Linked DNA regions of Homo sapiens: region 2 is linked to region 1. A link is an interaction called in ENCODE POLR2A ChIA-PET data of the cell type or tissue named here. Cell type or tissue: PC-9. All regions are shown on one strand.

What was found. ChIA-PET counts read pairs that join two places held together with the same protein. Peaks named below come from ENCODE experiments on the same cell type or tissue, not always from the same donor. Only the 100,000 strongest peaks of a DNase experiment are listed, where the experiment ranks them.
Region 2: POLR2A ChIA-PET joins it to region 1 with 9 read pairs; 3 of 35 experiments call an interaction of 5 or more read pairs at or near these places.

What each region holds. Positions count from the first base shown.
Region 1 is chr22:30,274,445-30,276,944 of GRCh38, reverse strand. No RefSeq gene overlaps it. Among named protein-coding and RNA genes, the nearest start is that of OSM, 8.8 kb to the right of the region's middle. RefSeq lists an enhancer at 130-719. In PC-9, no CTCF peak of the experiment used is centred here; a DNase peak (open chromatin) is centred at 1,113.
Region 2 is chr22:30,711,581-30,714,080 of GRCh38, reverse strand. The region is part of intron 1 of OSBP2 (oxysterol binding protein 2); the gene reads right to left. Among named protein-coding and RNA genes, the nearest start is that of OSBP2, 18 kb to the right of the region's middle. In PC-9, no CTCF peak of the experiment used is centred here; no DNase peak of the experiment used is centred here.

The DNA of each region.
Region 1 (2,500 bases):
GATTCTCTTGCCTTAGCCTCCTGAGTAGCTGGGACTACAGGCGCCCGCCACCACGCCCGGCTAATTTTTGTATTTTTAGTAGAGATGGCGTTTCACCATGTTGGCCAGGCTGATTTTGAACTCCTGACCTCAGGTGATCCACCTGCCTCAGCCCCCCAAAGTGCTGGGATTACAGGCATGAGCCACCGTGCCCGGCTGTATTATCTGTTAAAGGACATTTGGGTTGTTTTCACCTTTCGGTTACTAAGCTCTGCCTTCTTGACTGTGGAGGCGCCCAGCACTTGTGTTTAATGACACATTGTTCTGCCTTCCTTCTGTATATGCTTGTTCTGTGGACAGAGTGACCTGGCCCTGGCCAGTCACCCTCTATCACCCATTGAATGGCCACCAGCAGGCCCTTGGATGGAGCAAGCGCTGATGGCCTTCTCTCCCCTCAGAACTACCGGATTTGTTTCTCTTTTTCGTATCAGAATAAACACCCTGAGTTTCCTTGGTGTCTCTCCGAGAATAAGACGGGGAGGAAAGCTACCCTTGCACAGCGCCTGTCCCAGGGCACTTCCTCCAGGTGGTGATCCACATCCCTGGGAGCCCCACCTCTTTGTCCCAGACTTCCCCTTGGGATCAGGGCTGTCATTTGTAGACAGCCCCACTGGGACCCTGGCCGCTTCCCACCATCTTCTGCAGTTGCCTCTTTGTTGGGCAAAGACTCTGAGGTTTTGCAGCACTTGCTGTGCCCGTGCAGCTGGCACCAACAGAACGTTCTGAGTCTGACCAACTTCCTCCCTGTCCTCCGTGCCTCCTGCCTCTATCTTCATGCTTGTGTGGGACGAAGGACTCCCAGCTCCAAGTGCCAGAAAACCAGCACAGCTAGCAAAGAGGGGACCTGTGTCTTGTCCCGTGTGGCTGGGACACACCACGTGTATGTCCCTGGCTTCAACAGGGATCAGGGCTCAGGGAGACCCCTCAGCCTCCCTGGCTGCGCCGGGCACATTCTTGTCCACTCTGCAGGACCCCACACCTCTGCCTGTGAGGCTGGGGAAGGTGGTTTTCCATAGCGGCAGATTAGTGATATCCCAGCCATGTGACAGAGGTATGCTTCCTGAGTCTGACGTCATTCCAGGGAAGGATTCTGATTGGTGCTGTTCAGGACACAGGTGCATTGCTACACCACAAAAGCGAGGGTGAGTCAGGTGCTCCCTTCTGTGGCCTGGGTTGAGAAATGGGTGGTCCATCAGTGGGTTTTCCAGACCCTTCCATGTGCCGGGTGTTGGCCCTTGTATGCACATGTGTGAGCGTGTGCGTTTACTCACCCTTCAAAACCTGGCTATAAAAAGACATTCGGTGCAGATTCATTTGACCGGAAGCCTTTTCCTTCTCTCTGATTTATCCTCCACATCTAGCCTGTGCCCAGCACACACAGTGGGTACTTAAATATAGGTCAAATGACAGACTGAGAACCCACTGTGATTTGTCTGTTTTTGCAAAAGGTAGGACTGCCCCCTTCCACGAAGACCAATCTCTTTCTATGAGACCATCAGGTGCCACTCATGTGGAATTCATTCTGAAGTGAACCCTTTAAAAGAAGCACCAGTGGCTTTTTCTTTTTTAGTCAATTTTCCGGGAAAGTGCTGAAATCTGCAGTGAGTGAAAGAGCAGATTTTGATTTCCCTTTAAAAAAATTATCATAAAAGAGAAACTCAGCGTCTTTGAAATTGAAGCTTCCCAGAAACAAAATCACATGCTCTGATGGACTGTGATTGATAGAGTTCTGATTCTTCGGGAGAGGGGACCGGGAGAATGCATGGAAAAGGGCCTGAGAGACTTGTTCCTGCCCACAGCGAGATGGCCCTGCACTTCCAGAGGCCTGGCTCTGGGTTCACCAGATGTGGGACAGGGACGCCTCTGGGTCCTGCAGCCTGGGAGCCACAGCTCACCTTTCCCCAGGCTTCTAAAGATGGCTGCAGCTATATGGCTGTGCATTCATCGGTTCACCAAGAATGTATGGAGAGCCTATTACATTCTGGGGGCTTTGCTGTGCTCTGGAGAGGCAATGGGGGTGGGGGCCACAACCACAGTATACACCCTCTGAGAGTTTCCAGTCTGGCTGGAGAGACAACCTCATAGTTTTAAAAATGTACACCTCTGAAGAGCGTGGTGTGGAGGGATACGTGGTACTCTGGGAGGGTGCCAGGAGGCGGGTTGGGACCAGCCTGGGGTGAGGAAGGTCAGGGAGGTCTTCCCTGAAAAGGTGCAGCGTGGACTGGACGTTGATATCTAGGTGGCAGGTCACAGGTAGAGTGCTCAGGAAGTGGGAACGGCATGTGCAAAGGCCCTGAGGTGAGAGCTGCTCCCGGAAGGACTGAGGAAGGCCAGAGAAAGGCAGGCAAAAGAAAGGTACTAGTGAGGCTGGGAGGTGGGCAGGACCTGGTGGCTGTGGTAATGACTTTGGCCTTATCAGAATGGCAATGGGAAGACAGGGACTGTTTAAGCAGAAGGACTC
Region 2 (2,500 bases), 440 kb before region 1:
CTGGGAAGGATAGAGGGAAGTGGGGGAGAAGGAGAGGTTGGTTAATGGATACAGAACTACAGCTAGACAGGAGGAATAAGTTCTAGTGTTCTACAGCACTGTAGGGTGACTACAGTTAATAATAATGTATTGTATATTTTCAAATAACCGGAAGACAGGAGTTTGGATGTTCCCAACACAAAGAAATGATAAATGTTTGAGGTGATGGATATGCTAGTTACTTTGATTTGATCATTACACGTGGTATACATGAGCCAAAATATCACCCTGTACCCCAAAAATACATATAATTATGATGTGTCAATGAAAACAATTTTAGGTTGACTGTAATAGCTCACATCTGTAATCTCAGTATTTTGGGAGGCCAAGATGGGAGGATCACTTGAGCCCAGGAGTTAGAGACCAGCCTGGGCAACATAGCAAGACCCTGTATCTAAAATAATTGTTTAAAACTTAGCCAAGCATAGTGGTGTGCATCTGTAGTCCCACCTACTTGGGAGGCTGAGGTGGGAGGATCACTTGAGCCTGGGAGGTTGAGGCTGCAATGAGCTGTAATCATGCCACTGCACTCTAGCCTGGGTAACAGAGCAAGACCCTGTCTAAATAAATAAATAAATAACATTTTAAAAATAAAATAAAATACTTCATTGGTTCCCAACCCATGTTAGGAAGAAAAGAAAAAAATCATAAAAATAAAATAAAATGAGCTGGGTGCAGTGGCTCACGCCTGTAATCCCAGCACTTTGGGAGGCTGAGGGCAGATCACGAGGTCAGGAGATCAAGACCATCCTGGCTAACACGGTGAAACCCTGTCTCTACTAAAAAATAGAAAAAATTAGCCGGGCGTGGTGGCGGGCGCCTGTAGTCCCAGCTACTAGGGTGGCTGAGGTAGGAGAATGGCGTGAACCCAGGAGGCGGAGCTTGCAGTGAGCCGAGATCACGCCACTGCACTCCAGCCTGGGCGACAGAGTGAGACTCTGTCTCAAAAAAAAAAAAAAAAATTAGCCAAGTGTGGTGATGCACGCCTGTAGTCCCAGCTACTCTGGAGGCTGAGGTGGAGAAGGATTGCTTGAGTGCAGAACATTGAGGCTGCAGTGAGTCGTGATGGTGCCACTGTACCACTCCAGCCTAGGTGACAGAGTAAGACTATATCTCAAAAAAAACAACAAAAACCAAAAACAAACCAAAAAACCAGGGCTCCTTCCTTTACTGGCAGCCCAAGAAGCAGGCCTGGCACATAGAGGGCACTAGACAGATACATTGCTGGGTAAATAAATAAAAGAATAAAGAGCTGAGGTTATGTCCATAATGACCCCAAGATACAACCTGTATATGGACAGAAATGATGAACAGTGATGCAAGTTGCTGGGCCTTAGACAAAGCAACTACACTTTCTGTGCCTTGTTTTCCCCATCTGTAAAATGAGGGTGATCCTGGACGCTCCAGTTCCCTCCCAGGTCACGAAGACTGGAAGTGTGATGAAGTAGATCCACACATATAAAAGATTATTTCCTGCAATATTCTATTCCTGATCAGTTTTCTGCTTTTCATTTCATACAATGTGCAAAAGGATGAGAGAGGATTCTGAGGTTCCATAGCAGCTGGGAGCCCTGACCTCATGGAAATGGCCATCCACATCCTTACTTAATACTTTCAAAGGACCCAGAACCAACAAATACACATCTGGCACTCTCCTCCCAGGGCAAATGAAGGAGGTGGGAAGGCTTGAGCACATTTCAGTTCAACAAGAATTTCCTGGGCTCCTCCTCTCCCAGCTGATGTACTGCTCTAGAGAAACAAAGATGTCATTCTGCCAGGTGGGAGGAAAAGGTGAGGTGGGAGGGTTAGGTCAAGTCCCAAGGTTTGGAGAAGAAAGAGGAGGAGGGTAAGGAGGAAGCTGGAGGCAAAAACTACCAATGGTAAAGGAGATCTGGAGAACAGGGTCTGAAACAGTCTGACACGCTCTGTCTTTCTCAAAGAGTTGCTCCCCCATGGACCCACTTGCCATTGATCTCCGTTTGGGTCACTTGCATTATCCTGTGTATTACACCAGTGTTGGCCTGCACCTTTCGTGTCACGTGAGTACCTCTGGGAGAGATGTATGAAGCCCAGTCTGGAGTCTAAGCATTAGCTGAATAAAGTGACAAAGTCTTTCTACAGGTCTCCAGAGACCTATGTCATCAAACCAGCTTTGAGATAATGATGATTACCAACCCACCCCAGCTAAAGGGGACCAGGCAGACACCATGGTGGGCTTCAGCAAGGAGATGAAACACAGAGAAAATGAGTTCTACCTAAGCAAAAATACTGTGGACTTAATTTTTTTTTTTTTTTTTTTTTTGAGATAGGGTCTCATTGTGTCACCCAGGCTGGAGTGCAGTAATGTGATCTTGGCTCAGTGCAACTTCTGCCTCCCAGGCTCGAGTGACCCTCCCACTTCAGCCTCCTGAGTAGCTCGGACCACAGGCACACACCGCCATGCCTGGCTGATTTTTGCATT